Regions from separate parts of the Homo sapiens genome. Here regions 1 and 2 are each linked to region 3. The links are chromatin loops, found by intact Hi-C in ENCODE. Cell type or tissue: GM12878. All regions are shown on one strand. Each heading gives the region's core, and the rest is flanking DNA. Links, peaks and the distances in the headings are about the cores only.

Region 1 (7,323 bases), core at 1,170-6,169, 75 kb after region 3:
TTTTCTCACTACTTGTTCTAACCATTCTATTTGTTTATCAGAGAACAAGGAGTTAAGTAAATTGACAGTCAATTTTATAAAACAACTAAACACTTGAAAAACCCATTGGTGAATTAATTTTACAATATACATTTCAGAATGCTTTTTATTATAATAAATTCAAATTCAGTAATTTATAGGTATGCCAGTATATTCCTTAAAAATACAGAAATATTTTTTAAAATCACTGAATTTCTGTCATAATGTTTCAAGTTACTCAATTTGATCTAATTAATCTGAATATGTTAACATGGAGAAAAGAAAAGACATTGCTATTTTTCAGTATTAAATATGAAAGGTTTTGATTTATTTAGTTCTTTATTTCTTTTTGGAGGAAGAATTAATCCACCCTGGATTTCTTTTTTTTTTTTCTTCTGCTTCTTCTAACCTCTTTTCATTATTAATTTCTCCTTTCTCCATAACATAAAGTGCCACACTGGAAAAGTTTGAACTGCATTAAAAATAACAATTAAAATAAGTTGTGAACCGTATCTTTTAATCTTTTTTGGTTTTGAAAGACATGTTGCCCAATAAATTTGTTCTAAAACAGTATTTATATAAATACTTGCTTTTATTTACAGTAAAAGTGAATTGTTTTTTCTAGGAAAGTGATTACTATTTCAAAGGTTGCAAACTTGGAAAGTTGACAAGTTGTTTGATTGCATACTGGTTAGTACAAGTAATGCCTCAAACAGTGTTACTTGCCTTCTATCTGAGCATATACTTTAGGTTTCTATACCAGTTTTTCTGATCACCACTCTTACCATCCTCTTCCTATTTCTTCACATCCGTTCTGTCTTTCTCTAGGGCTTTCCCACTAGCTTGTCCTTTTTCTACGTTTTCCTTACTTCCTTCCTTCTTTCTCCTTTATATCTTTTTCTCCTTCCCTATCTTCTTTTTGCCTCTCATCCTCAGAACCCTGAAGAAAAAGGAAGTAGTGGGAAAAAAGTTTTAAGTAAATTACTTTTATTATTTTCAGTTTAATGAATAACCTTTGAGTAATTGCTAAATTTTTGTACTTCCTATTATAAGCTCAGTTGCTTGAAATAAGAAAAGGTTTAAAGAAGAAGCTAGAATACTAGTTATATGAGTTCTTCTTTCAGAAGACCTATGTATGTCATTATTTTTCTGGATATACACACAGACACACACACACATATATATATATATCTCCTATATGAATTATCACATGTTGTCATATGCTAAATTTTATTACTATATTTATTTTCTAGTACTTTATCATGTGTATATAAAATTTTGAAGATGATGATTATATTTTTAAGTAAGTATACTGTATACATGCTTTTTACTAGTTTAGATAACATTTATATGCATATTTCCAATTTTTTAATCTTTAATATTTATTTTAATTACACTTAAGACATTTCAAAAACCTTTGTATTTATAGCACAGTGACATTGATGAGATGATCAATTATGAAATATTGAGAACACCACCATGTGGTTGTTTATTTTTAACTATAGATATTATAGCCGAAATTCAAATATCTAAGCATGTTAAATAAGAGCTATGGAACATAAAGAGTTTGATGAAATCTGATGCCTCTGGAAAGCTAGTGTCTATGTTTTGTGATACTTTAGTACTATTGTAAAGAAGTTATAGTAAAATGTGACGTAAAAATTATTGATCATCAATGCTAAAGAATTTATAAAAGATAACATACTATTTGTGAAGTTGATTAACAGATATTTGGTTATGACCACGAATTTTCTTTCTCTTTCTCTTTCTGTGCAAGGTGCCTGTGTCAGTGGCCATGATGACTCCCCAGGTGATCACCCCTCAGCAAATGCAGCAGATCCTTCAGCAACAAGTCCTGTCTCCTCAGCAGCTACAAGCCCTTCTCCAACAACAGCAGGCTGTCATGCTGCAGCAGGTAATGTGGGTTACCTGCTTTGGTGTTCTAGCATGACTTAGAAGGTGTGCACTTATTTTGAAAGTGCAGTGGGCATATTTGACAATTCAGTCTCCATTTGAAAGGACAACCTATTAGCGTGCTAGAACATAAATGTAACATTTTAATTATAGAACTCGTAAGAAAATCTAGATTGCTTATTTTTTTAAAAAAATTATTAAAGTCTAGAATAAGAGCAGAGAGAGGTGTAATTTGAAAATGGAATGAGCCAATATTTAAATATTCAAATGCTTAGGTACATTCAATTTGTTGACTTGCCAAAAAAATGCAAAAATACTTACCAGATAATAGTTGCTTTTAAAACTCCTAACACCTTAGCATTCCTTTTAGTTCACAAAAGTATGAAATTTGAATAGACCACTTTGTTAAAATGGAGAAAGTAACATCCCAGATTTTCCTTTTCATAGTATACTCATCGTTTAGAAAGAGAAGAATCTATTTATTATAATGAAATTAGGCAGCTGAGCCACAAATTTATGAAATTTATCTTTTTAAAATAACAAACATAGTGTTCCTAATAAATACCATATCGGAACCCTGAGTGTATATAGACTTTATATTATACACTTACTTATTAGAGAGAAAATAATGTGCTTTACCTGAAATTTTTTATATATAATTACTTTGCTAACTTCTGTGCTGATGACTACAGACCAATTACTTGTAAATCTGACATTGTTCTGAACATCTGATGGATTAAGTTTTTTCCAATAAGAATTGAGCAACCTGATTTTATGTAGCTAAATTTTTATTCTTACAACTGGTAGAGTATAGCCTAGTTTTTATGTGTCAGTAGGACTTCAGATGTAATAATTTAAAGTATTAATTTGGCTCTGACCCTTTAGAATACAGACTTTCTATACCCTTTTGTTTAGGATTTTTTGGATTCTGGATTGGAAAATTTCAGAGCTGCCTTGGAAAAAAATGTATGTAGAGCTGTCTCTTTGAATCCAATGTATATTTTTTGTTGTTTTTATGGGATGAATCTTAATGGATACTCTGCCATATGCCAGTCTAGAAGAGTTTAGGAGATTTATAATACGTGAAACTTTTGCCTTTATTTATTAAAGTCAAAATGGTTTATTCAGCAACAACTACAAGAGTTTTACAAGAAACAGCAAGAGCAGTTACATCTTCAGCTTTTGCAGCAGCAGCAGCAACAGCAGCAGCAGCAACAACAGCAGCAACAACAGCAGCAGCAACAACAACAACAACAGCAGCAACAACAGCAGCAGCAGCAGCAACAGCAGCAGCAGCAGCAACAGCATCCTGGAAAGCAAGCGAAAGAGGTAGGATCCGGTTATCTCATTGATACATAACAGTTTGCAGTTAAGAAGGGGCTTTGAGCGGCAAGAATAGTCTTAGATCTTCCTATAACAAGGCTCTTGCTGTCAAAGTTGCAGTATTATATATTTTTACTGAGCTTAGTAACAGTGATAGGCTCTCAGGCTCTCCTTTTTTGTAGCATGGGACTTGAGAGTTACAATCTAATGCTGCTGTCGTCTAATGTTCACTAATGAATCACAGTACAAAGAGCAAGCTGTGTGGTGGACAAAGTACTGATTATCTTGTATTCATGGAGAATCTAAGTTGGTGAGGGAACCTTATTTTTCTCAGTGGTGCAGCTCAGAGAACATGCATGCAAATTTGGCCTATTGTTGGGGATAGGGAGACTAAGGGAGAAACTGGTTGAGCACAGATTTCAAAGTCACAGGCCCCTGATTAATGAACTGCTACTGTAGGTTGAGAGTGGCGAGTAGAAAGTTACAGTTTGATATGCTCATAAATCAAACTGACAAGCGGGCTTCTCAGGCCTAGCTTGCACTTGTCAGCAAACTGCATCAAATATAAACATAATACAAACAAAACATGTTGAAGTAGTTAAATTGATCAGCAGGTATCAGAGCCGTTGTCTTCAAGCTGCCCATTATGCAAACGTACAGGAAACAGTTTTGACCTCCTGAGGCTTTGTTTCTGTTTGGATTTGTGAATAGAATTTCAGACAGCCATCAACTACAGAATAGAAATTGCTCCCTTATTTCTCCCGAGGCTTTGGGCAATCCACATGACTTGCTCCATTATGCAGTCTGTTTTCCAGTGAGCGCATCAGAAGTTTCTCTTTTCCCCAAACTAAAAAGGAAAGGTCTTCCACAGCAGCTTGTCTTTCTCTGAAGTGTGACTGCCATCTCATACCCTCTGGAGTCCAAAGACCTCTGGTTTGTCTTGTAATGCCTCACAAAATTGGAAGTTATACTTTTTCTTATAATAAGGGCACTTTTTTTTAATTTTGCCTTGAACGTAATTCTGCCTTTAATATATTCCAACAAGAGAGGAGAAGAGAGAGAGAGCTAACAGGCCTATCCTATGAAGGCTACATCCCAGTTTACTAATAGATCACCAGAGACCACATTCATGGACCTCTGCAGATCAAACTTATTCAATTGGAAAAAAAAAAAAAGTGTGTCGTAGAAGTTGACTATTTCTGTAAAGTAGTGTTCTTTTAATCTAGAGAAATGTATTATTATCTACAATAAGTAGATTTTAAAAAGCTGAACCTTTATTACATACTATCTCTAGACCTTGCTCCATACTTTTTTGATGCAAGTTCCTTGGTTCTCTAACACGATTTAATAATTGAAAGAAAGGCAACTGAAAATCTAGAACTTACTCACATTCTGCCCCTGAACTTTGACTATGGGATGACCAAAAAACCCACTCAGGCAATGAAAGGAGTGTGCATTTCCCTGTAAGAGAGCTGTTTGTACAGACCATGTTCTCTGCTGTTTACTGGTTTGGGTTTTCTGATACCAGCAGCAGCAGCAGCAGCAGCAGCAACAGCAATTGGCAGCCCAGCAGCTTGTCTTCCAGCAGCAGCTTCTCCAGATGCAACAACTCCAGCAGCAGCAGCATCTGCTCAGCCTTCAGCGTCAGGGACTCATCTCCATTCCACCTGGCCAGGCAGCACTTCCTGTCCAATCGCTGCCTCAAGGTACATACAAAATGTTGTGCACTCTTCATTTCAAATCTTGTACTTTCTACCATTTCATGGCCTTTCTGCCTTATACCTTGAGAAATTTTGTTTTTATGACTTTCAAATTTATTATTAAAACGTGATTGTTAACATGGTGGCATGACCTATTTTCTAGAGGCTCAGAAATTTTACCATATACTGCTTTCAAGTGTGAAGTAAAACTTTCAAGTTTTTGTTAGATATTAAATGTGTATTTATTAGTCTTATGGGCACAAAATGATTTATAAGGGCAACACAATTCAAGCACTATTGAATATACAGGAGGATCTGCAGGGAATTGGATTACCGGGAAGGCTGACAGCAGTCCATTTAACTAAGTGAGCTGATAGGAGTTTGGTGGACAACTGATAAAAGAAAGATAAAAGTTCCTAATCTTCACACTGAAATCACCACATGTTAAAGAGAGGCTTCATGAATTTCTATAGAGCACATTCCAAGTTAAGCTTTGTAGAACCCCATCCTATGTCACAGGACATATCCATTCTTTTTTCTCTCAAATAACATTGCCTATGCATGTATTGTAAACTATAGTTTTAAAAAATCTGTCAACTGTATTCTTATTTTTCTGTAAGAAAAATTTGGAGGTACTCTGATAATACAATTGTGTGTCATATTCATAACCCTTCACTTTTGGGAAATGGAAAGTTTTAAATTATAAAAGACAAATAATGGTAAACAAATGACTGTGTGCTAAAATTCTCAATTCAGGTAAGTTATATATCATTACACTTCATAAAGGGATATTCTAACTTGCATTTGGATTTTGTTGGGACAAACATTAATCCAAATGTACATTAATTCAAATTAATTATATTTGTCACAGAGGAGTTCATATTGTAGTAGCATTGGCTGCACATTTTGCTGATTCTAAAGGACATACTAAAGAAAATCAGGAGTATCGTGGTAATGTTCTCTCTTTTTATTTATCAAATTAATGTCTCTTTGGCTTTTTTCCCCCTGGTTTTCCTCTCTCACTTGACTTCAAATCTTCTAATTCACCTGATTGAAGCACTCCTAGGAAATCAAAAAAGATAAAGTTTAAATAGCAAAAGAAAAACAAGGCAATAAGCCTGTTTTTCTGAGTTATTCTAAAGAATATTGGAATAAATATTCTAAAGAAAATTGGAATAAATCATAGCGTCATTATATCAATGAATGTTCTATTCACAATTATTCTTCTTTAGAAAAATAAATACAATTTAAAGACATGAAAAAGTAAAAAAGAAAAGAGTTTATAAAATTATTTCAGTGTAAACATGGATTTCTTCAATAGAAACTATACTAAAACAGAAAAAATATTGTTTTTGTTTTCAGTCAAGTTCAAATGAAATCTGTATTTAGGATATAATTATATGAGAATTTCCTCAACAGAAAAGCATGATCTACCACAATCTTATTTTATTAATTCAAGTAAACATTTTAAGAAAGTTTAAAATATGTGCTAATAGAAACACAGTGTAACTTGTTTAAAACATATTGTGAAACCACATTCTTTCAAAACAAGCAAAAAACATCTCTCTGAACAATGAAATTTATAATGATATAATCATTCTAATAGTTTTCAAATAGAAATTACCTGAATTCAAATTAAAATTTATTTTCATAGAATCCTTGTTTCTCTCTTTTCTTCTGTTTTTATCCTTGATAAGATATATGAGAGATAAAATGAGAAAATGGCGAACATTTAGGGAAAGGAAAGTAAATCTGAAAACATCTGTCTTTGAGCAGAAAATTTATATTTTAAAAAGGAAAAAAGATGAAATCACTCAACTATGTTTTCATTAATATAGGTTAAAAAAATCCATCTGAATAATTGTAGGGCCACAAATGTAGTTGGTTCACCGATCAAAGTTTGTGTTGTTGCCATGTAAGCCACACAAACCGGCATCATTGTCTTGTTTTTTACGATTTAGATGATTAAGTGTGAAAAATATCATTGTGGAGGCTCATTGTGTGTTGAATACACCAGCTACAGTAAAGGAACCTAGCGTTACGGTACTATGCTGGAATCCCAAAACTAGAGTGGGGAAAAAGTAAAGAAATATTTGTTGTACAGTGTAAGCCCTGAATCATTTCTTCCTTAGTTAGAGGTTAAGGTAAAAGTATTTTGAATATTTTTATTATCAGTTTCCAGTTCACTTTTTACCAGGTTTTTGATTGGTTGATTAGCCTTGAAAAATAGCCATATAAAAACCAAGTAGGATTAATGTGCAATGATGGATGATGTTCTCATTGTGTCTTTAAAACTGTATCTTTTCTTTTTTTTTTGAGGAGTCTCACTCTGTCACCCACACTAGAGTGCAGTGACGCTAACTTAGTT
Region 2 (7,323 bases), core at 1,260-6,259, 280 kb after region 3:
ATTTGTAGGGACACTACATCATAATAAAGAATCCATCCATCAAAAATATAATACTCATAAACCTCTATGCTTTTAACTACATAGTGTTACAAAAGTTGTAAATAAAAACTATTAAAATCACAAAGTTAAAATTAACATACACATAATCATAAAAGCTTATGTCAAATGTAAAATAAGCATATGTCAAAACCATAGAATGTATAACACTAAGAGTAAATCCTAATGTAAACTGTGAATTTTAGGTGATAATGATGGGTCAATGTAGGTTAATAGACTGTAACAAATGTACCACTTTTCTGTGGAAAGTTAATAATGGGGGAGGCTGCATGTGTGGGGGCAGTAAGTACACAGGAACTCTCTACTCCCTTTCTATATGCAGAACGTAGAAGATATAGCTAACAAAATTACAAACTTTAACTAATATATATAATTAGAAATCTGTACTAAACAAATAAATACGTTTTTCATAAAGAAGATGTCAACATATTTCAAAGGATTGATAATAGACAGACTTATGTTCTTAAATTAGAAAATCAGAGTGAAAGATATTAAAAATTTAAAAAGATTCACATATGTTGGGGAGCTTAAAAAAACTCCCCAATAATTTATAATGTAACTAACTTGAGTAGTTGAGAAAACATCATCAAAAACATCAAAATAAAATATAAAATTATAAAAATCATGCTCACAAGAATATCACTGTATTGCCATATTCCTCAAATTAATCTGTCATTTGTAATAAAATCCAATTAGCATTTTTAATGGAACTTGAAAATCTGATCCTAAAATTCACATGGAAGAAAAAAAGTACAAAGTAATTTTGAAGAAAACAAAAAGGGCAATTACCTTTTGAGGTATCATGATATTATACCTCTACAATAATTAAAAGAGGGTAGTATTGGCTCATCGATATTAAAACAGACCAGTGTCTATAGACAGATCAGAAATAGACCTAGAATATATATCACGTATGAAGGAAGTGACATTATATATAATTGTTGGTAAATGAGTTATTCAATAAAATATGATCAGATTCACGTTGGAAAAAAAGAGATTTCCTACCTTGTACCACAAAGTAAGTTTCCTCTATTGAAAAATTTACTGTGAAATTCTCAAGAGAAAATAAACTATATTATTGAAATTGGAGTAAGAAACACATTTCTTGTAACAGGGACACAAAATCATAAACCATATAGAAAATTATTGATAAAATCTATTCATTGATAAGTAAAATTTCTATATAACAAAAGACATGAAAAGCAAAGTTAAAATTCAAAACTGGAAAAAAGATATTTGAAGATAAAACTGGGAGATGTGTGTGTGTGTGTGTGTGTGTGTGTGTGTGTTTGTGTTGTGTGTATCTGAAAAAATGAATATCCACAATATTTAAAATATTTACATAATATAAAACAAAAGACAACTGAATGAAAAACAAACAGAAGTTAACCATTCTAAAGGTTATTACAGAAACACAAATTTAAAACAACTGTGAAATATAATTTCATACCCAACAGGTAGAAAACAATAGAAAATCTGACAATATTGAATGTTGTTCAAGATGAGGACTGAACTCTGACCTTTTTCTTCTGGTCCAAATTCCTGTCGAAGGGGCTGGGGAGTCACTTTGTACAAACCATAAAATTTCATCAGATAAGTTTTATTTAACCCTATATAACATGGCTTACTTTCCAACCTGACTCTGATGTAATATCACGTGACAGATAAAGAAGGTAATCAAAATATTTCACCCCCAAATACGTTTTTTGTCTTCTTTTAAAATGTCCTGCAAAACTGTTCTTGTTGGGAAAAATTGGTTCTGTAAAGAATCTCTGCTAACATAACTAGATCTCTCCCGCTTCTAGGCCCTCCCAATTCTGAAGAGATTAACTGGGAGTCTAGCCCCTTTTAGAGGAAGAATAGGAAATATTTGCCATCTGTTGTCTCTAATGGCTGCCACTGATAAGGCTTCATGTACATAATAAGAACCCTGGTCTGCACAATCCCTTATCTTGACCCAGACACTCATTTCTATTGATTCCAGGCCTTTAGATAATAACTTTCAAATAACTGCCAATTAGAAAATCTTTGAATCCATGTATGAACCTATGACCTATAAACTCCCTATCCTTTTGAGTTGTTCCACCTTTCTGAACCAATGCATGCCCCACATATTTTATTTGATGTCTTATGACTCTCTTAAATGTATAAAACCTGCCTGTAGCCTGATCACCTTGGGCACATGTTCCCAGGATATCCTGGGTGCTGTGTTACAGGTCATAGTCCTCACATTTGACTCAGAATAAATCCCTTCAAATATTTTACATAGTTCAACTCTTTTCATCAACAAAGATAAGGAGAAATAAAAATTCTCAAACCATTTTGGAGAGTAATTTGGCAATAGCTAGTAAATGTGAAGACACACATATCCTCTGATCCTACATTTCTGTATCTTGTGCTAGATTGTTGTCATTACATTTATTTTAATAGTGAAAATGTGGCAATAACCTAAGTATGTTTAACAGCATTAATATGTGAACCCCAAAGTATCTGAGACAGGTCTTAATCGATTTAGAAAGTTTATTTCGCCAAAGTTAAGGATGCACCCGAGACCTAGCCTCAGGAGGTCCTGATGACATCTGCCCAAGGTGGTTAGGGTACAGCTTGCTTTTGTACATTTTAGGGAGATATAATATATTAATCAATACATGTACAATGTACATTGGTTCAACCTGGAAGGGTGGGACAACTAGAATTGGGAGGGGCTTCCAGGTCATAGGTAGATTTAAAATGGTTTTGATTGGTAATTTGTTGAAAGAGTTATCATCAAGATAGGAATGTCTGGGTTATAATAAAGAGTTGTGGAGACCAAGGTTTTATCATGCAGATGAAGCCTACAAGTAGAAGGCTTTAGAGAAAATACATTGTACATGTTCCTTATCAAATTTAAGGTCTGTGTTGATATTAATGCTGGAGGTTATAATGAGGCTCGTCTGATCCCTCTTCCATCATAGCCTGAATTATTTTATCAGGTTAACTCTGGAATGCCCTTGGAAGAGAGGAGGGGTCCATTCAGATGGTTGAAGGAGAGGGGAGGGCTTAGAATTTTATTTTCGGTTTACAATATATTGTGGCGATTCATATGTGAAATAATATATAATGGTTAAATTTGTAAGTTAGAGCTACATATATGAAGTTGTTGATAAAATATTGAAAAATGTTCAGCAAACATGAAAATATATTGTAGAATGATGCATGTAGTAAGGTACCATTAATAAAGCTTTAAAACATGCAATATTGTAGACTTCATGGATTCATCCTTGAATAAAATTACAATGTTCACATAATTGCAAAAACAAAGGGAAATAGGATTGAATTGAGGCACATAGAAGGATTCACGTGCAGCTGTAATGTTTTTTAAAAATATCTGAAGCAAATATGGCTAAATGTCAAGTTTTGGTAAACATAGGTGTGAATAAAGAGAGTTTATTATCTTATGTGCCATATATTTCACATTTGAATAAAGAAAAGAGATTATTTCTACTTTTTCAGATGTAGTTATTAGCCCATGTTCATGACTCTTCTTTAATGCTTGTAGGTTTTCCCCTCTTTCATTTCCAGATTAAGAATCTGACTTATATCTAAACCCAGTGTAAGACCTGAAGAAGCACATGTGGTAAACCTGTTTCAATGCAGAAAGCACGTAGGGCAAATGATAGCATAACTACTTATCACATAATGTTGGAAATTTATAGTGCCAAATCCTAGGACAAAGAGTTTATGAAAGGAAAGGAAAAAAGTGCATGAGAGAAAATAATAAAACAAAGGAGCCAACTCTTTATCAATGTAATAATAAAGGCACAGCCTTTCCACACATTTGCCGTTTCCCCTCAAAGGACACGTTGCTCAGATCATAATTTCATAAGCTGTTTCAGATATTCAAATTCACTTTCAAGAAGGCCTACATACACAGACGAGTTTTTGCAGTTGTTTTATTTGTAATTAACAGTAAACTCCAAAGTTGTAAGTTAGTCATAACATAGCTTCCTACATGGAGTTTCAGGTTTTGCCTATGTAAGTCAGAAATACCCAGATGAGAACACTAAGTTCTGTTATAGTCCAACTTACTGATTCATCTCTTTTCTTTGGTGATTTGCAAACTGGGATTATGAAACTTTTCTTTCTTTCTTTCTTTCTTTCTTTCTTTCTTTCTTTCTTTCTTTCTTTCTTTCCTTCTTTCTTTCTTTCTCTCTTTCTTTTTCTTTTGACAGGATGTCACTCTGGACTGCAGTGGCAGGAGCACAGCTCATTGCAGCTTTGACTTTCCTGGCTCAAGTAATCCTTCTGCCTCAGTATCCTGAGTAGCTGGGGCCACAGGCATGCACCACCATACCCAGCTAATTTTTATTTTTAGTATAGATGAGGTTTCACTATGTTGCTCAGGCTGGTCTTGAACTCTTGGGCTCAAGCCATCCTCCTGCCTCAACCTCCCAAAATGTTAGGATTATAGGTGTGAGCCACATTGCCTGGGCTCTCTGGCTTATTTTTAATCCAAACCAGTCATTTTATGATTCACAATTTGTGAGAAGGTGAAAATAATAACTTCAGATGCATATGTTAGGTCAGTGCTTCTCAAATTTTAGGCTGCAACCCATTAGTGGTTTGGGACAAATTAGTAGTTGTGAAAGAAATTAGTGGATTGCAACCAGAATTTCTAAAAATAAAAAAAAGAAAAGAAAAAAATAGAGAATATCCAAATGCATAGCACATTATAAGGATACATAATGGTATTATTCCAGATACATATATAGCTGAAATACAATGTAAAATATATTCCTTACTGTGGCCCACAATCAAATTTTAAAAGTCAATGTAGTGGGGGGATTAACTGGATCTAGTTGGGACATCAGACTCTCTTTCAAACTGATAAAATAAAGAGCATACCCTCAGATCAAAGAGTTGTTATTCTTTGAAAATACTAAAATTGTCATTGACTCATGAGAAATCTCAATAGGGAACTGGCGGAGATTTTTTATCTGTTAGAATTTCTACCTCCTCTCCTATTGCCAAAAAGAAACTGTCCTCAAATGGCTGTCCTAATTGCTGACAGTGTTATAATCTTTTTCAGAAGCTTAAATTGTTATTATTTTTTCCTTCTCAATTTTAGTATGTTGAATGGAGAAAAATTGGTCAAGTCAGTTATTTGTATAATATGAGGAAAAGAACACTCAAATGGGTTTTTAGTTTTTTTTATTAATTATTTTGATTTCTTGGACACCTCGTTTAAATGTTTACCATAACCACCAAAATAATAATCTAAAATATTCATAATAAATAACACTTTTGACTACTTATGTACCAAGAGCTTTATTATTTCCCATTCTAGCTAGATCGCTAAGTATCATTCCAGGAAGGCATTCAAAATATGATTCCCAGCCCTCTCCCTGTACCCTATGATCCAGATCCATGTCTGGTATGGGGCCCAAAAACTTATTATTTAGAAAGCATGCTAGGTGATTGTCATTCTCAGACAAGTTTGTGGGAAAACTACCTTGTATCTTTTTACCCTCACAAAAAAGCTCTTGGAAGTAGATTTTATTATCCTCATTTTACAGGTGAGGAAAACGGAACCTTGCATAGATTAGGCAATCTGCCTCAAGTTACCCAGAGAGAAAATGTTGAAGCAGGAATCTACATGCAAGAATCTCATAGAGACTCCAACTCTCACCACAGACTGCAACCAGGTAAGTAGTTTGGCCACGTTTGGGCAATTTGCACTGTTCAATGATTATGCAAGTCCCCTTTCCCAGTCTAACTTTCCTAAAACCCCAAGCCCTGCCCCCTGGACAAGAATGCTGTGTCCCCATCAGTCTCTCTTCCTTCTCTTTTCCTCAGCTCTTCTTGTGATGTAAGAGCTTGTTATGAAGCAGAGGATTCCATCTACTCCTTAAAAAGTAGGATGACCCCTTTAAAGTCCTCAAAATGGTGTTGCTGCAGGTAATCTTTTTGCAATCTGGAGGGTTGCCTGTAACTATGGTTTCAGAAATACATCATCTTTCAGAGAAAGCAACCTCCCTACAGTGCGGCTTTACAGCTGTGAACAGCAGCTATGCTTTGACTGTTAAACTTTCTTAGATATTATTGATAGCCAGTGCTTCTCAAGGCATTAATAAAACCTGGAGACAAGAAGGAAACACTGAGGGTAAGTGACCATCTTTGTTATCATTATTGAAGAATTGTTGCCATAAAACATACAACATGTGAAATGCAAGGTTTCAAATCTGTATAGTGTTTAGTATATTCACAATGTTGTGCAAACTTAACCTCTATCTAGTTCTAAAACATTTTCATCAACTCCACAGGAGACTCTCTGCTTATTAAGCAGTTGTTCCCTGTCCTCCCAGTCCCTGGCAATTCTAATGGGTTTGCCTATTCTGAATATTTCATATGAATGGAATCATATAATATGTGAACTTCTGTGTCTGGCTTCTTCACTTAGCATGTTTTCAAGTTTCATACACATCGTAGTATATTTCAGAACTTCATTCCTTCTAATGGCTGAATACTCTTTCATTGTGTGGTTAAGCTACAATTTGTTTAACCATACCCATTCATCTGTTGATGGAAATTTGGGTTGTTTCCAACTTTTGGCTATTGTGAATAGTGCTGCTGTGAACATTTGTGTGCAAATATTTGTTTGAATACCTGTTTTTAATTCTTTTGGATATATACTTAACAGTGGAATTGCTGGGTCAAATGGAAATTCTGTAATTAACTTCTTAAGGAATCACTAAACTGTTTTCTATAGCCACTGCTCCATTTTACATTCATACAAGCAGTGTATGAGGGGTTCCAATTTCTCCACATTTTTGCTAACATAACATTTGTCTTCCCTTCTTTTTTATTTTCTCTTTCTCCCTCCCTCTCTCTTTCCTTCCTTTCTCTCTCCCTCCCTCTCTCCCTCCTGATTCCAGCTTTTCTAGTGGGTTTGAAAGAGTATCTCATTGTGCTTTGGTTCACATTTCCCTAATGGCTAATAATGTACATGTTTTCATGTACTTGTTGGCCATTTGTATATATTTTCTTTGAAGAAATGTTACTTCAAGTCTGCAGTGTAACTCTTGGATCCTCTTTTCACACTGAGGCCTCTCTTGCCTTGTCTTCCCCACATGCAGTAAAGATGGTGATGATGATAGCTGCCAAAAGCCAGGCACAAGGCTAAATACTTTAGATGCATTATCTCGTTTAATTCTTTCGTGTTTATCTCCATTTTAAAGATAAGGAAACTGAGGCACAGAGAGGTTAAGTTGAACGTGGGTCATTAAA
Region 3 (7,323 bases), core at 824-5,823:
TAATAGGTGCTGTTTTAACATGAGAAAAATCAGAATACTTGTAAGGTGGACCCTCATACTAGCAAAGGTATCTAAGAGTACGTTTTATGACAAATATTTATAACTACTGTTCTTTGTTCTATTTGAAAATAGCCTTATTTCTAGTGATTAACAAAACAATATGTGCTTTCAAAAATAATCCAGGCAATACAGAAAACTATGAAGAATTGAAATTCACTTGAACTTCAACCTCCCACTGATACTGTTAACACATATTTTACATTGATGTTATCAGAATTTGTGCGTACATTCATGAGGGATCATCAAGCCAGGCTAGAAATGTATGTAGTTTCATATTTTGTAGCTATTTTTAAATGTGAGATTGATGTTTAGGGTATAGCTTACTTTAGGACCATGGAAAAGCAAGAACATCTTTTAAATGACCTGCTGGTATTCCCTTCATGCTTTATAATAAAGGTAAGAGATAAGCCTCTGTGCTATTTGGGAGAGGCACTGGGTTCAAGGTTTGACTCCACCATTTACTGACTGTATGACCTTCAGGAGGGCAATTCGGTTCTATCGCCTCATTGCCTTTTTCTGTCAACTGGGAAGACGTGACTCAAGCTCTAAAATTTTGTTATCTCAATGCTTTATTATAGTAAAAGAGTATACCTTCTCAGTAACATATATTTACAAAAAATTATCCTTTTTTATGTGTTATATGCCAAAAGTTTTAACTTTGATAATGAGTTAGTTTTCCCCTTATCAGCAAAAACAAGAAGAAGCAAGATTATTTTAAAAGTTGGAAGTTTATTACTCATTTATTCAGGTTAAAATATTCTGATACTCGAAGAAAAAGTGAAATTTGTTGTTGGATATAATACAATGTCCATATTCATTACATACGTTATTCCATTATGTTCCACATACCCCTATGACATGCCAGCTTATCTGTTTAGAGTACTTTTCTGTGTGTTCAATTATATATGTAAGGTTTTTAATGAAGAAAAATAAAATAAGGAATATTTAGAAATATAATTATATAGAGGTCAGGACTGTGAAAATTGCTTTTCTCACAATCACTATAACTTAGCTTTATCGCCTAAATTATATAGTAATAAAAATTGTTTTTATACTCCTAGAGTAACCAGTCTGTTCTTGGTAAGAGATTGCAATACATTTATCTAAATAGAAAATAGTTCTCTCTCCCAGTCACTTTTGAAACAGTATTTCCCTAGTATGTTTGAAGCCATGTGTGGAAGCATTTTAGATACTGTGAAATTAAAAAAAAACTGACAAAGTATTTTAGGAAAAACCCTTGATCCTATTTATTTATTGTAATAGCTGCTCTTCATTCAAACAAACATCAGTGAGTTATGGAAACGAATATAGAGCTGGAGTTAGGATACCCAAGTCTTAACCTGTTACAAAATGCGAGCACTTGGCAAGTTCTTTAACTCTCCTGAGCCTCAGTTTTCTCTTACGTGATGAGGATTGCTGCATAATATACATGAAAATGTCTTAGAAATGTAAACTTCAATTATTTTGTTTAGTATTTTATTTTTCACATACTATCTGAGCTCTTGTAAAAATAAAATTCTGAATGAAATACTGAACTAAGAATTCAGCCATTTAATGTTTACCTCTTCAGACTTCAACATCACTTAAACACATTGACTTCCTTTGTTGCTCCAGTTCATTAATGTACATGCTCTCATTAATTTTTCAAGAAATAAATAACATCTTTAGAAATCTATAACTTCATTTTCTTTTCACAATAGAAGATTAAAGAGAGACAGTTTTGTTGACAGATTACATCTTATATTCCACCAGCTAGAATCTAGCTGAATAATTTAAGTATATGAACTAGAAGAATATGTAACAATAATAAACTGACTTCCTTTTGATAGCTCTGAGTATGTGTTTGAATACACATAAAAACAAGCTGGATCCTTTAAAAGATGAAAGTAAAGTTCTGTTTATTAAATTTTGAAATATTTGCTAAACATAAATGGAATCCAGTTTTGAAAAAGGAAATATCAAAAAGATACCACAATGATCTATGCTGCAAACACACTTTCAGATAATCTATAGAATTTTGCTCTGTTCTTCATTAATGGATTTGCTATTGATCATCTGATTGCATTCCTTATTGATGTTTTCTAGGTATATTTTTATTGTGCTTTTAAATCTTTTTCATATAAACAAAATACATATTACTTAAAAACCTCTAGAAATAAAAATCTCTATTATTATGTCAATAACAGAGGATACCAAAAATGTAAGGGATAGCATTATTTGGTATTATGCTTATTCCTCTTTAATATTAACCAAATTTTAAATATGGCTTCTAAAAATTTTTACCATTTTTAGGGTCAGGAAACATTTAAAAAATAAAATATCTTCAAAACATTAGATGTATGGATTACTGTTTGGAACATCCAAATGCCCTTTCAGATTAGTGTGATATGATTTGTCTTGCAGCTGCTTCAAATTAAGAACAGGTGTAGAAAACAGATTATGCAAATACTCATATTAATGTAATTGTCAAATTGGTGTGTTTACCATTGTGCTTTTAAAGAGTAGACTGTACTTCTATTTTAAATGTAAATTAGCTTTATTCTTCAGAGCAGCTATTGGCTAATGAAACTTGGTTCTGCCTTAGAAATGAGTAATTTCTAATAGTAACACAGTTCTAAAATTTGACATTTTCTTTCCCAGTAAACTTATTTATATGTAAAAATGACAATTCTGTATTATTTTTAGTATGTGTATAATCATTATGATTTTTTGAAAATTTAAGTTGATTCTGGACTACTATTTTCTTTTATTGTGGTAGGTAGTGATTACAATGATAGCTTTTGATCTCCTAACATATTTTCTAATTTAGAACTCATATTAGCTTTTCATCTTTATAGATCTAAACTGTCAATAAATTAAGTTCTTTCCAGAAATTGCATTACATTTATTTTAATACTAATTTTTTTTCATAGCATCTAGTTACTTTCAATAGTATTTTAATGTTAAAAATGCTTAAATTCTAATTTTGGTGTTTTGCGTTTTACTACTAGTTCATCCACGTATCTGTATGATGATTTTGTGATTGCCTAATGTCAGGATTCAGACACGTGTATCTAAAAAAGGGCTTCCTCTTAGTCCCTGGCTAGTCTTCTAGGCTCTTTAATGACAAGTAGTATGAGTCATCATATCTACATGCGTGACTAGGGCCAGCGAAAAAGAAGACCAAGGAATCAACCAGAGAGGTTTCACAAGTCAGATGTTCCCATTACTTTTTTAATACTTTTTTCTCTAATAAAACAGAGATCCTGAAGCATTTATAATTTTAATTTGCTTTGGTAGCATATATTTAGTGCTTACTTTGTGTACCTGGTAATGTATTTATTTATGCTCTTTCATTTCACAGAATAGGCACCTGAGGCTTAGAAAGGTTAAATTACATTATCTACAGTCAAGTAGCTGGTAGTTTGAGCTGGAAGTGAATTCAAGTCAGTCTGATTCGAAACCATGTGCCTTTTACTCCTTTGTTACAGATAATATAGTGCCTCTTAGTTGCTGTTCAGGTTTTTCATTTTCATTTTTAGAAAATGAGATCAAAGTAATGACAAGGGGATGACAAGGTATTACATGTGAATATTATCTTTTCTTGAATGTCTTCATTTTATGAAACCCAGGTATATTGTTTTGTGGTTAAGATAGAGCAAAGGGGCTGGGCACAGTGGCTCATGCCTGTAATCTCAGCACTTTGGGAGACTGAGGCGGGCAGATCACCTGAGGTCAGGAGTTCGAGACCAGCCTGACCAACATGGTGAAACCCCGTCTCTACTAAAAATACAAAAATTAGCCAGGTGTGGTGTTACATGCCTGTCATCCCAGCTACACGGGAGGCTGAGGCAGGAGAGTCACTTGAACCCAGGAGGTGGAGGTTACAGTGAGCCAAGAATACACCACTGCACTCCAGCCTGGGCAACAGAGCAAGACTGTCTCAAAAACAAACAAACAAAAAAACAAACAAAAAGATAGAGAAAAGGAAGGGATGAAAGTTACATGGCTCCACCATGGAGGGGATCTCCATCATCACTACGAATAGAAGATTCTACAGGAATGACTCTGAATCTCTTTATTCCCTTGTCTTCTATACCTCCCTCATCTCTACCTGTCAGGAACCACTGCTGACATGGCAGTGGACTTGGTAATGAAATTAGATGTTTACTCAGCAATATATGAGATAACTTTTAATATGAAAGAAAAAGCAAATGGCAGTGATGGACTACTACTACTGGAGTTTTCTTGGCATCATGAGAATTTTCATGTCAAATGGTAAGAAGTTTTTTGCTGGAGTTTTAGTTTTTAAATCACTAGTCCTCTTCCTCCAGGTTTCTTCCCCCTACATCACATCAAAATGAGGAGGGGTAAGAGGCTTATAGGGACCAAATCATAATCAGAGATGCCAACAAGATAAGCTTCTGTATATGCTACATGCAGTCTCTATTCCTCATTTATCCTTATTGGCAAGAAAAGGAGCTGCCACTGAGACCAACACCAGATAAGCAGAAGCTGATCCAAGGGCTGCTGCTGCTTCCCCTGCAGGGATCAGAAAAGGAACTACCACATCCTCCAGTCCCTGCATACATTCCTAGGGGTGATCATAATCTGAATTGCTCCCCCCTAAGGAGTAAAGCATACAGTAAAAGAGATGCTGGTACTTTGTGAATTTGGAAAAAAATTATAATATGATAGTGTTTTTCTTTACATATAATAGATATTGCAGTGAATCTTCATGCTTCATTCATTGAATCAAGTTCTAATCCAAAAATACATTCCAATGGAAAAGACCACCAAAAAGTAATTAAAGGGTTTGCCTCATCCACAAACTCTGAGGACATCCATGGTCAGTTCTTCTATGAAAGCATAATACCCTATATAAGCACAGCATTTATTGATGCTGATAAGCTTTCTGATTAAGTTCACAACAAATGCACTTCAGAATTATTTTGAATAGTTTTTTCTAGTTTATTGCTTAAAAGTATATCTCTATAAGAATATCAGATACAGTGAGATTTCTATTAAGAAAAAATTAGTAACTTTAAAGATCTTTTGTATTGTTTTTTGAAAAAACTGTAAAACAAGCTAAATGCTATATAATACATCTACTCTGTTACTATGCTGTTTTATTCTGCCTACTATATTATTTTCCTTTTTTTAGTAATTTTATTTTTCATTTCTTGAAATTAATATGTAAAATACAGTTTTTACATTAAGCAAGAAAGACTTTTGCTTGAAAATTAATAAATCTCTACATTAAATTCTTGGGCTCAAACCCTGTTTTCATACATTGTTGGACAATGAGTCAAGGTGGAAAATCTAAGGTTGTTCTGTGCTCAGTGTCTTGATTTGAAATATTCAGAATATAGACTTACTCAGAGATTGGAAGCTGGTTTAATATGTTGTGCCAGCCATCCTGAAAGCCATTTCAGTAGATTCTGTACCCTGGCATTTGTTTTAGAAATAATTGCATGCAAATGTAGTTTTACATCTGTACTATGTCTCTTAATCCTAACCAGGCATTTTCCATTAGATGTAGTCTGAAAATCGCATTAAGACAAATATATATCATCTGTGAAATTATGCTCTGAATGCTCTAAATAGGAAAGAAAGGGGCAATATTCATGTTAAATATAATAAGAAGTATTTTTTTCTGACTCCCAAATTTTAAAATGTCGATTTCACTTCCTAATTAGTGCTGCATTATAAAATTGAGTTAAGATTGTTTTCAAAATTTTCTTATTCAGTTTATCACAAAACTTTCCTACAAATGAAAATGTACTACCATGTCAAATTATTTTCTTACTTTATGCTTGGTACTACAAAATTTATTTTTGTATCTCTAATGGCAATGCAATTCAGATAAGTTATATTGTAGTACTCTTCTGTTCTCAAAAGCAGAATTTTGCAACAAGAATTTTGACACTGAACTGACTTTATTTATTTATTTATTTATTTATTTATTTATTTATTTAGAGATGGAGTCCTGCTCTGTCGCCCAGGCTGGTGTGCAGTGGCCCGATCTCAGCTCACTGTAACCTCTGCCTCCCGGGTTCAAGCAGTTCTCTGTGTCAGCCTCCCAAGTAGCTGGGATTACAGGTGCCCACCACCACACCTGGCTAATTTTTGTATTTTTAGTAGAGATGGGGTTTCACCATCTTGGCCAGGCTGGTCTTGAACTCCTGACCTCGTGATCCACCCACCTTGGCCTCCCAAAGTGCTGGGATTACAGGCGTGAGGCACTGCACCCAGCCCTGACTTTTAATATACTAGAGATTACTAGTGTATTTGAGGAATCTAAGAAAGAATATTAAGTAATAAAACACGTATGAAGTCATGGGGTATCAACTGGAAGAAAGAGGAGGTAGAGTTTATAGAAACAAAAAGTTATTGCTTGCCATCAAGAAATTACCATTAAATCTTTATTTAAAACAGTATCTTGTCTCATTCTGCATTCTTCATAGTTACTTCTTGAGGATAACACTAATAGGACTCCAGATATGTCAGAAATCTTTTTATGTATTTGAACTTTCATTTATCCTCCAAGAGAAAAGACAGGTGGTGTACACAAAAATGAGAAATCTGAAGTTCACAAAAGCCACTTTGCTTTATATGGGGCTCTTGAAGAGCTGGTTTTTGCTTCTCTTTCTGTCCCCAACCCTACCCTACCACCCTTCTTCCCTAAAATTAATTTGTTTGACTTTATGGGACTGTCTCTGCTTCTCAGAATACATCAGGGGGTCAGACACCTTCAAGCCTTTATGATGTCTACTTCTTTAGTCTTAAATGTTCTTCATCTTTACCCCACCCCGTCTCCATTTGTATACTAATGTCCATTTATTCTTACCTAGAGTCCTTTATTATCTCATCTGCCCTGTAAGAACCCTTTCTCTATGCTTCCTTTTCACCAGTGCATACGTCTGTCATAGTATAATACTTAATATGAAACTCATCACTAATAGTTTGCCTTCCTGATTCGTCTGTGCATTCTTGAGGTTAGTGGCTCCTACTTGACTTTGCAGCTGATTCTTAACCTAGTGGTTGGTGTTCTGTAGTGTCCCACAGAACTGAGATGGCAATGTATACATTAAATCTGTTTGTTTTGTCTATTAAATAATTATTATATATGTTAAATTTTTTTCTTTCACTCTCCAAATGTTCATAAGAAATCCAGCTACCTATTTTTTTTCAAAAACGCTTAAACTCTTGAATAAAGCAAACATGCATACAAGTAAACAAAAATGCAGTAGTCCATAAGTACTCTGCAGGGATATCTCATGT

The links. Hi-C counts contacts between places; a loop is a spot of excess contacts. Peaks named below come from ENCODE experiments on the same cell type or tissue, not always from the same donor. Only the 100,000 strongest peaks of a DNase experiment are listed, where the experiment ranks them.
Region 1: it touches region 3 in a loop (2.3-fold over the local background); 1 of 110 quality-filtered maps calls a loop at or near these places.
Region 2: it touches region 3 in a loop (2.0-fold over the local background); 1 of 110 quality-filtered maps calls a loop at or near these places.

The regions. Positions count from the first base shown.
Region 1 is chr7:114,626,745-114,634,067 of GRCh38, forward strand. It overlaps FOXP2 (forkhead box P2), which reads left to right. Exons shown (of 17, transcript NM_014491.4): 4 at 1,796-1,933; 5 at 3,061-3,261; 6 at 4,784-4,961. Among named protein-coding and RNA genes, the nearest start is that of MIR3666, 23 kb to the right of the region's middle. In GM12878, for the core only: no CTCF peak of the experiment used is centred there; a DNase peak (open chromatin) is centred at 3,737.
Region 2 is chr7:114,829,435-114,836,757 of GRCh38, forward strand. No RefSeq gene overlaps it. Among named protein-coding and RNA genes, the nearest start is that of MDFIC, 89 kb to the right of the region's middle. In GM12878, for the core only: no CTCF peak of the experiment used is centred there; DNase peaks (open chromatin) are centred at 3,687 and 3,977; H3K4me3 peaks cover 370 bases; H3K27ac peaks cover 2,025 bases.
Region 3 is chr7:114,551,811-114,559,133 of GRCh38, forward strand. The region is part of intron 3 of FOXP2 (forkhead box P2); the gene reads left to right. Among named protein-coding and RNA genes, the nearest start is that of MIR3666, 98 kb to the right of the region's middle. In GM12878, for the core only: no CTCF peak of the experiment used is centred there; DNase peaks (open chromatin) are centred at 3,181 and 3,471; H3K27ac peaks cover 1,112 bases.